Regions from separate parts of the Homo sapiens genome. Here region 2 is linked to region 1. Evidence: read pairs that join two places in POLR2A ChIA-PET (ENCODE). Cell type or tissue: MCF 10A. All regions are shown on one strand. Each heading gives the region's core, and the rest is flanking DNA. Links, peaks and the distances in the headings are about the cores only.

Region 1 (5,373 bases), core at 324-5,323:
ACTGTCCTTCTTTCTCCCCAGCCTCAGGCCCACATCTGGACATCCAGAGGCACCTGAGAAGGCTGAGGTGCTGATCTAATTAGCTGAGTAAAGCAATTGGCACTAAGCTGTGGGTGGCCCAGGCTGCACCTGGGGCTGGATGCCGGGAGGCCACAGAGTGAAGCTGAGGAGCCCAGACCAGTGTGCAGGGGAGGGGACAGCGGATGGGGAGGGGCACACAGATGGCTGCCCCAGGAGGTACTCACCTGGAGGCTATCTCAGAGCAAGGATCCCTCCCATCTCCCTTCCTCAACTTTGGGGGAATCTCTGCCCTCCCTCCCTTCCCACTAAGTGGTATCAAACCCTCGCCTGGAGGACAGTTTTGCCCTCTCACAGATAGAAGCCTGCTCAACTTTGACATCTGTGCCGAAATCATCCCAACCACCCCCATAGATCTCCAAGGGCACTGTCACTGCCATCCACAAATGACACCAAATCCACCAATGATGTACAAAGGGAATGCCTGGGGGAGAGGGGTCATCTAGTGGACCAGGAGTCTTGGGTGCCCATAAACTTCTTAAACCACTTTCATGTGAATTCTCTTTAATTCAACAGATCATAATTCCAAATCTGGTTATACCAGCAGGCTGATCACAAGTGAACATTTAAGCTCTGTGCCTTGGTTTCCCCAACAGTAAAGTGGGGTAAGGAGGGTTCCTACTTAATGGGGTGGCTGTAAGTATTGCAATGGCAGAATCTACATGAAGTGCTCGGTCGTTGTGAGCTGTGGGCCTCTGTGTTCTGCTTCTGCTATAGTGGAGGAAGGCCGAGTTCACAACAGCACACCTGGATACACTCTTTCTGGAAGTCGGTGTTGGAATATGGGTCAGAAGGTGAAACATACTTCTTACCAGCCATGTGATCTCAATTATTTAACCTCTCCGTGCCTCCATTTTTACACCTGGAAATGGGACTGACAATGCCTGATTCATAGATCATTGTGAGGATCAAATTAATTAGTAAACGGGAAGTGCATTAAACCATGCCTGGATCCAGTGGGCACTTGATTGATATTACGGCTATTATTTGGCCCAGATTCTATTTTTACAATTGTAACTCCAACTTTCAATTTTACAATTCCTCAAGTGTCATATCATATGCGTATAATGCTGTTTGTTGCTGCAGAGCTATTTGTAATGGCAAAGAATTGGCAGCCACTTAAATATCAAACCATGGGGTGGGAACAATATACTGTAGATCAGCTGTCCCCAACCTTTTTCGCACCAGGGACCAGTTTCATGGAAGACCATTTTTCCACGGACTGGGAGGAGGTGGGGGGAATGGTTTTGGGATGAGGCTGCTCCAGCTCAGATCATCAGGCATTAGTTAGTCTCATAAGGAGTGTACAGCCTGGATCCCTCGCATGTGCAACTCACAACGGGGTTCATGCTCCTGTGAGACTCTGATGCTACTGCTGATCTGACAGGAGGCGAAGCTCAGATGGTAATGCTCACTCTCTGCCAACACTCACCTCCTGCTGTGTGGCCCCATTCCTAACAGGCCACAGACCGGTGCTAGTCCTCGCCCAGGGGTTGGGGACCCCTGTTACAGATCATCCATATGATGGGATTCTTTGCAGCGGTTAAAAAAGGATGACTCTATTTGGAATAATGTCCAAGATGTGCCTAAAGTTAAAAAGGAAACAAGAAGAAGAAGGTGACTAAACAATATGCAGTTATTCCATTTTAGTTTAAAAAATATGGTCAGGGTAGGCAAATACATTCTAAAGGAATTTTCACAAACTGCTCATTTCTAGAGAAAAGGATTCACTTTCTCCACTTATGTTTCTATATTTTTATAGTGAGAATATATGACTTTTGTAATCGACAAATAATATCATAACAAGAAGTGCACATTAAAATGAAAATGGCCATGATTGCTGTCTTTGGAGGAGGGTGGGAACAAACCGTGAAATACTGTGACTCTGGAAAGGGGGAGAGCCCAGCTCCAGAGGTCAAATTCCACTGCAGTGACCTGGAAAGGGCTGTCACATACTTTGCAAAAGGAATCTCAGGGCATTGAGTGTGACTTTAGGTAGGTGACCCAAGGGCTGTGCTAGGAGATATGTTGCTAATCAGAGGTGCAGGCAGACAAGGAGTGGGGCCTGCCGTGCTCCATCAGCCCCCTCAGGACACCTAGAGAGACCTGCCAGCTGCTCAGACCAGGGAGACTTTGATCTAAGGGGCAACAGATGAGATTCTCCCTCCTTGGGATGTGGCCACTTCAAAGTGGAAGAGCAAAGAGCAGATTGGGGGACGGAAGGCTGAGGTGGCACAATCCTCCTTTCCCCCCGTCTTCCTTGCACACAGCTTCTTCTTCAGCCATTCTGGGTTCATGAAATGTCACAGAGCTGTCCAGGTCCTAGGCATAACCAGTGCTACCATTGTTGAGGGCTTTCTGCAGGCAGGCACTGCGCACTAAGCACTGTTTTATTTTATTTTTTTATTTTATTTTATTTGAGACAGACTGGCTCTGTCGCCCAGGCTGGAGAGCAGTGGTGCAATCGTAGCTCACTGCAACCTCCACCTCCCGAGTTCAAGCAATTTTCCTGCCTCAGCCTCCCGAGTACCTGGGATTACAGGCATGCCCCACCACACTTGGCTAATTTTTTTTTATTTTTGGTAGAGATGGGGTTCACCATGTTGGCCAGGCTGGTCTCAAACTCCTGTCCTCAGGTAATCAACCTGCCTCGGCCCCCCAAAGTGCTGGGATTACAGGCATGAGCCACTGCTCCTGACCACATTAAGCACTTTCTAAGGCTCACTTTCTTCCACCTCCTGAATAAGCCTGTGGGTTATGTTATTATCCCCCATAGTACAGTCCAGAGCCTGAAGCTCAGAAATTTAAATATTTTTTACAAGTCACACAAATAATAAATTGTACATTTTGCAAATCTTACAAATTTGTGCACTTTTTTGTACAGATTACAATTTTCACAAACTGTAAAACCTGGAATTTCAATTGATTTTGTGTTGAAACCGTCATAAACAATAAATCAACCAACCAGCAAACAAGAATGGTGTTGCGGGAAAGCTCTATAGAGACTCATTTCATTGCCTAACAAATATTAGATTGAGCATCTTTTATGCACAGCATACTGTCCAATTGTTCTAGGTCCTGAGATGCCTCCTAGTACTTTTATTTTTATTTATTTATTTATTTTTTAGATGGAGTTTCATTCTTTTTGCCCAGTTTGGAGTGCAATGGTCCGATCTCAGCTCATTGCAACCTCTGCCTCTTGGGCTCAAGTGATTATCCTGCCTCAGCCTCCCAAGTAGCTGGGATTATAGGCGCACACCACCACGCCTGACTAATTTTGTATTTTTGGTAGAGACGAGGTTTCACCATGCTGGCCAGGCTGGTCTCAAACTCCTGATCTGCCCGCCTAGGCCTTCCGGAGTGCTGGGATCACAGGCATGAGCCACTGTGACCACTTCCTCCTAGTACTTGAAACAGTGCCTGACACCTAACAAGGACCCCAAGTGATATTTCTGGTATTTCTGAATGAATGAAAGAATGAATAAGTAAATATGAATGATAATTTTTTTAAGACAGGGTCTCACTCTGTCACCCAGACTGGAGTGCAGTGGCTTGATCATGGCTCACTGCAGCCTTGACCTCCCAGGCTCAAGCAATTTTCCCACCTCATCTTCCCAAGTAGCTGGGACCACAAAGCCTGTGCCACCACACCCAGCTAAGTTTTTTAGTTTTTGTAGAGACAGGTCTCATTATGTTGCCCAGGCTGGTCTCGAACTGCTAGGCTCAAACGATCCACCAGATTTGGCCTCCCAAAGTGCTGGGATTACAGGCGTGAGCCACCGTGCCTGGCCAGTTCTGCTCTTGAGCAGGACCAAGATCATTTTTGTACAAGGTTATTTATTGCAATTCTCTCTGTAGAAGCAAATGATCAACCAGCACCTAAATATTTCCAGCAAGGCGGCCTCATCACGGCACATCCACTCATGAATTTCATGTCCTGAAGTGAAAGGAGCTTTGAAAGACGGCTCAATGGAAAAAGCAAGACGCAGAAAAGAGTGCATAATATTCTGCCGTTTGTGTTAAAACGGGGACTATATATATACATATACATATATTTGTATTGCCTTTTATCTATAAAAAATATCTGGGAGGATAAATAATGAACTATTAATAGGGCTTTCCTATTGGGATGGGAACTGGGGTCGATGGACGGGGGCAGGGTGGGAGGGGGGTTCTTAGTGTTAACTTTTACATACTTTTCGAACTAGAAGCTGTCTGAATGTTTTACCCACTCAAAGTGCTAAATAATTTTTATTGAAATTCTGTTAGTTGAATTTTACTAAAATTCTTTTAGGATAGCCAAAAAAAAAAAAAAAAGCTTAAAATACCAACTATTGATGAGAAGGTGGTGCAGCTGGAACCCTCCTGCGTTTCAGGGTGGATGCTCCATGGGCTCCACCCCTTGGGAGCTGCCGGGCAGCACCCACTCAAGCTAAGTGCACACTCTCCTTGAGGGCATGAGCAAGACAAGTGCACGCACATCGGCACAAAGAGAAGCACAGGACTACTCAAAGCAGCTTGGTTCCTTAGAGCCAAGAACTGGAAACAACTCAAATATATACATCAAAAATAGAATGGATAAATAAGTTATGGTAGTCTGGGTGCGGTGGCTCACACCTGTAATCCCAGCATTTTGGGAGGCCGAGGCAGGCAGATCACAAGGTCAGGAGTTCAAGACCAGCCTGACCAACATGGTGAAACCCCATCTGTACTAAAAATACAATAAAATTAGCCAGGCATGCTGGCGTGTGCCTGTAATCCCAGCTACTCAGGAGGCTGAGGCAGGAGAATCGCTTGAACCCAGGAGGCAGAGGTTGCAGTGAGCCAAGATTGCACCATTGCACAGCCTGGGCAACAGAGCGAGACTCTGTCTCAAAAAAAAAAAATTATGGTATATTCATCAGTAGAATACTACACAGCAATGAAAAATAGCAACAACCATCAATGAATCTCATGGACGTTGTGTTGAGACAAAGAAGCCAGACACAAAACAGAACTTACTATATGATTCTATTTACATAAAGTTCCAAAGCTAATCGACAGTGAGAGAATTCGGTACAGTGGTTACCTTTCCGCTAGGATGGGGAGAAGTGCTGCCTGGAAAGGGGCTCAAGAAAGTCCTCCGGGGTCATGGAAATGTCCTATCTCTTATTCCATATGTATGGAAAAATTCATCAAGCCATTTATCTAACAATGTGTGTGCTTGATGTAAAGTTTGTAACTCCATTAAAAAAATATCCAGCCTGGGCAACATGGTGAAACCTTGTCTCTATAAAAAAAAATACAAAAATTAGC
Region 2 (5,373 bases), core at 296-5,295, 490 kb before region 1:
GGACCAGGTGTGGATATGCAGATTTCATGGTCCAAGCTGAGGAAAACCTTGTAAATTGATGGTCAGTGAATTAATCAAAAAGCCTCTACTGGGCACCAGGCTGCAGGCTCCATGCTGGGGCCTGGGGAGCCCAAATCAGGAGAGAGGCGGTGGTGAGGCAGCTGGGCACAGACCGATGGATCAGGACCCACATCCCTCCAATCTCCAAGGACCTGGAGTCTCTTCTCAGCCTCAGTTTCCCCAGGTATAGTGACTCAATCCCCTCACTTCCTTCCTTTCTGTGGTGCCAAGGGGCTCGACACCCCTGGGCAGGGAGATGGGTGCCTTCTGATCCATGGTGAAGCCTTGCCTGGCTTGCTCTGGGAGAGGCAAGCAGGTAGCCAGCGCCTCAGAGGCACAGGGCCTTTGCAGCAGTGGCGCCACATGCCGGCAGCCTCCCCCAGGGTGAGGTGGCCTATTATACACACTGGCTCTGGGGCCAGGTGAGTGGCCTGTGTTCAAATCCTGCCTCTGCCACTTATAAGCTCAGCAGCCTTAGGCAAAATGCTGGGCCTCTCTGCAGCCGTCTTACTTGCAGGGCACGGATGATGCTGGCTCACCCGTTCCTCGGGAGAGTGAGTGAGTGAGTTCACAGAGAGCCCTGGGGACAGCGGGGGCTCAGCTCAGCACCCTGCCTCCTGCCTCAGGTTGGACCTTGTCCCTGGCTACCTCCTTCTCCCCCCAGCATGGCCCCTTATCTGGCCCTCCTTCCTCAGAGAGGCCTGCCCGGGCCACCTGGCGAGTGTAGCTTGGTCCCTGTGGCCTCATAGTACCCTCCTTTTTTTTTTTTTTTTTTTGAGACTGGCGTTGCTCTGTAGCCCAGGCTGGAGTGGAGGGGCACCACCATACTTCGCTGCAGCCTCAACCTCCCCAGGCTCAAGTGATCCTCCCACCTCGGCCTCCCGAGTCACTGGGACTGCAGGTGCACACCATCACACTCTGCTAATTTTCACATTTTTTGTAGCAATGGGATGTTGCCATGTTGCCCAGACTGGTCTCAAACTCCTGGGCTCAAGTGATTCTCCTGTTTCGGCCTCCCATAGTGCTGGGATTGCAGGGGTGAGCCACTGTGACTGGCCTCTCATAGCATCCTCTTTACCTCCTTGGCTGAGCTCGTCACAACTTACAACTTGATATTTATTCCTCTAGCCTTTTCCTTCCCCACTAGACTGTAAGGTCCGTGAGAGCAGGTCTGTCTGTTCCCCATGGTGTCTCCCCGGAGCCCAGCAGCGTGTTGGCCCACAGAAGGCACTGAGTACTTTCGTGCTGAAGAAGCTTCCAATAACCCTGACAGATGGAGAAGCAAATCCTGCTGTGTAGACCAAGAGGGGGAGGGGCTGCAGAGGCAGGGGGATTGGGGGTAAGACTGGATATTAGGAGACAGTGAGGAGAGGCAGTCACGCCCCGCCGGACAGCCGCCCACTTGCAGGGCACAGGCGGCATAAAGCAGTTTATTCAGGGAGCCCCAGGCCCACCAGGACAGCTGATCAAGGCAGGGACACGGCCAGCCACTGCGTTTTTGACACGACTTGCTGGCTCAGCCCTGGAGAACGTAATTATAAACCCCAACTCCACGAGGAGGAGGAGTTTCAGCCTCTTTTTCCCTGAGTATTTTGTGGAGCCCAAGGCCCAGGCCCGTGAGCCAACTCCCTGCAGGGTGGCTGAGCAGGCGCGGGTTTCTTTTCACCTTGCTCATTAGAGGATTAACAGTGAAGAAAAAAGCCATAAGGACAGCCACCGGGCACACACTGTCACCCGTGACCTCCTGCATCCCCCGGGGTTCTTCTTTCTGCCAGGGCAGACAGACATAGGCACCTCTCACCCTGGCTGCATGCAAATGGGCCTCAGTTTCCTGAATTGCTCACCTCAGGGGCGGTGCCAAGGGGAGATGAACATACAAATGAATGAACTAACATACTCTCTAAGTAAAAACCATGCTTCCTCTGTGAGTGGAGGCTTCAGACATGCCTAGGCTCCCCTTACATCTGGGCTTAGCCTTGAGCCCCTCCGAGGCAGAAATTCTGAAACCCCTTTGTCTCAACTTGAACTCAGGAGCCCTGTTTCTCCTCCATCCCTGTCCCTTCCTCCTACTCATTTGCCAAGTGACCTCGCAAACTCATAGAATGTCTCTGGAATAATACTTGCCCGACTGTCATCTCCTCCCTCTTACCTTCTCCACGGGATGTGAATTTCTGGTGACAAAACGTCCCTGCACCTTTAACCAAATCACTTCCAAACCTCACTGAGCCCCGACTTACTCATCTGCAAAATAAGACCGTGGCAGCGGAGCTCCCCACGCACACACCATGGCTCACAAAGACAGCGGGAATTTGGGGGAGCGCTCCTGGGGAGGTGGAGAACAGGTTAAAGGGGTGGGTGTGGTGGGATTAATTTGTTCCTCACAAGGTCTTCAGTGCTTCTGCTTTTAATTTCCTGTACCTCTTGGAAAGGGATTAACATCTTATTGCTCAAAGCAGTGACTGGGGAGAGGCGTGAGCAGGAAAGATGGTTCTAAGATGGAGTGAGTGTCTCAGGTGGGAGGGAGGCGGCTGGGGCCGAGGTGAGGCTGGGCTCTCTGGCTTTCCTGGCAGGGGAGTGCTTCCTCTTCCCTAGTTCACACCTGACCGGCCTGCTGAGCTTTCCACGGGCTGTGGGAGTGAACCCTCTAAGTTTTTTCCAGCCCTTCCTGCAGAGGTAATGTCTATCCTCGTGTGTGCCTCTAGGAGCTGCTGGATTAAAATAGTTAAATCAAGGAAGGACCCAGCCAAGCCATCCCCACCCATGGCTGGGGGCCTGTCCCAGGGCCAGCCTGCCTCCCGGGTGCTGTTTCCGGGTTTCCTGGGGAGCTTTCATCCCTGGGCACAGGGTGGTTTGTGCACAGCGAGGAGAGGAGGTGGGAGCCTGGCGGAGTCCAACCTGACCCCACTTGTTTGTTCCCTTCAGAGGCTTCTCTGCCCCTTCCCAGAGCTCCCTCTATGAAATAACTTGTTTGCTGAAAAAAAAACTTTCTTTACTCATTTTATTGCTGGTAAGTGTCCTGGTACAATAACTTATTGTGTGTTGGTCTGAAGTGAGGGTGGGGTGCGGAGAACCTTGGGAGCTCCAGCTGCCCCTTGCCCTCCCCCACTTGAACAGGTAAGACTTCCGAGATCAGAGGTGGAAGCTGGGAAGCCCTGGAGGCTCAGGAGCAAGCAGGAGCGAGTCTCCACTTGCCTTCAGCCTCTGCTTTTGAAGTGTGATTGCCTTGCAGATGGGCTCCACCCACACAACCGGCCCTTCCCTGGCAAAGGCTGGGCAACCGCTGCTCCCGCCCAGCATCCCCCAACCCACACCTCACCCCCCGCACCCCACATACACACATCTGTGCTCTGCGGATTCCCATGGAATCTTAAGGCCCTTAATAAGGAGTCCACACGCTGGGGCAAATGCACGATCTGAGCAGGTGTGTTCATCTGGGCTTCTAGTTGAAATCAAGTCTGAGGTCATTTCTGTTGGAAGAAGACTTACTCATTTATTCATTTATTAATTCATTCAACAAATATTGATTTACTGCCGACACCACATGGGCCACATGGCCATGCTGGGGATTAAGAAGAATGGGCTGGGGGTGAGCATAGCAGACACTCCTGCAGTTTGCCAGGGGAGAGAGACACGGAACAGATTCGAGAATAGGGGCAGACCAGGCACCTGCCATGTGCCAGGCACTCACCTGAGAGCTTTGCCTCTAGTATCGCATTTAATCTTCATAAGAACCTGATCCTGTAGGTTGATTGTTAGGATCCTCAATCAGGGAACCAAGGCTGACAGAGGTCAAGAGACTTGCCCGAGGTTGCTCAGCCAGTGAGGAGCAGGGCCTGGATTTGAATACGAGGTGCCTGGTTCAGAGGCCACACCTATAACCAGGACCCTGCATGCCTGTGATGAGTTCTTAATCGCCGTGAGAAGGCCAGGAGCGAACAGCAGGGTCTGCTCTGGGCGATTCTAGAAAGGGAACCTGATTCAGGCTGGAGATCAGCAAGACTGTCGGAGGAAACGCCCTTGAAGCTGCACTTGGAAAGATGGGGAAGAATCAGATGGGCCAAGAATGGAAGCATGTTCCAGGAAGAGTGAACGGCATGTGCCAAGGCCCCGAGGCAGAAGAACGTGGTATGTGGGAGGAATGCACGGAGGCTCATGTGGCTGGAGCCAGCACACAGGTCCTGTCCCTTTTGTAGCAGATGCAGTTCCCTACTCACCAATTGCTCGCCCTTCTCCCACCTAACCAACAGCACCCCGCTTCTCTCCCCCACAGCCCCGAGGGAGGGTGAGTTTCAGGAAAGGTAGGCTCCAACCCAGGTGTGGCAGAAGCTATTTTCTCCAAATGGCTATAATGATCTCTCTGGCCTCACATGCTCTTCCGGGGCCTTGCCACACTCTGTTAAGTGGCAGAGGTGATTGATTTCCCTGTCATTTGAGCCTGGGTGGATTCTGTGGCTGCTTCGGCGACTAGAATGCAGTGGAAGTGAGCCTGAATGACTCCTGAGGTCAGGTCAGAAAAGGCGATGTAGCTTTTGCTTGTCTCTGTCTCTCCCCCACCCCCTTCATCCCTGGAACCCAGCCACCATGTTGGGAGGAAGCCCAAGCCTGCCCACATGGGTAGAACACATGGAGAGGCCCATGAAGAAAAACAGGCCTCCAGCCAACAGCCGGTCTCTACCACCAGATATGGAGTGAGTGAGCCTTCGGATGATTCTAGCCCCAGCCTTTAAGACTTCTGACTGAGGCTCCAGACACCTTAAAGCAGAGACAGGCTGCTTCTGCCACCCGAATTCTTGACTCAGAATCCATTAGCATAAAAAATGTTTATGCTTCTAAGTTTGAGGATAATTTGTTACACAGCTATAGTAACTGGGTTGCTTGTCTGATAAGCCCATTCCCCTTGCCAGGGATTGGTTTGAGGGTGGGCTTGGGATTCAACTCCAGCCAATGAGAAGTGAGGGGGTGTCTACTGAGGGGACTTCTGGGGAAGATTTCCTGCTCTTGAAAGAAAAGTATTAGCCAGGCACAGTGGCTCATGCCTGTAATCCTAGTACTTTGGGAGGCTGAGGGGGGTGGACAGATCACTTGAGCCCAGAAGTACAAGAGCAGCCTGGACAACATGGCAAAACTCTGTCTCTATAAAAAATACAAAAATTAGCCATCTGTGATGGTGCATGCCTGTAGTCCCAGCTACTCAGGAGATTGAGACAGGAGGATCACGTGAGTCTGGGAGGTCGAGGCTGCAGTTAGCCAAGATTACTCCACTGAACTCCAACTTGGGTGACACAGTGAAACCCTGTCTCATTAAAAAAAAAA

The links. Peaks named below come from ENCODE experiments on the same cell type or tissue, not always from the same donor. Only the 100,000 strongest peaks of a DNase experiment are listed, where the experiment ranks them.
Region 2: POLR2A ChIA-PET joins it to region 1 with 5 read pairs; 2 of 35 experiments call an interaction of 5 or more read pairs at or near these places.

The regions. Positions count from the first base shown.
Region 1 is chr20:57,292,720-57,298,092 of GRCh38, forward strand. It overlaps LOC105372687 (a long non-coding RNA gene), which reads right to left. Exons shown (of 12, transcript XR_007067670.1): 7 at 1,511-1,664. Among named protein-coding and RNA genes, the nearest start is that of MIR4325, 26 kb to the right of the region's middle. RefSeq lists an enhancer at 1-127. In MCF 10A, for the core only: no CTCF peak of the experiment used is centred there; no DNase peak of the experiment used is centred there.
Region 2 is chr20:56,805,695-56,811,067 of GRCh38, forward strand. No RefSeq gene overlaps it. Among named protein-coding and RNA genes, the nearest start is that of TFAP2C, 180 kb to the left of the region's middle. RefSeq lists enhancers at 1,071-1,701, 1,702-2,331, 2,963-3,591. In MCF 10A, for the core only: no CTCF peak of the experiment used is centred there; DNase peaks (open chromatin) are centred at 3,267, 4,157 and 4,617.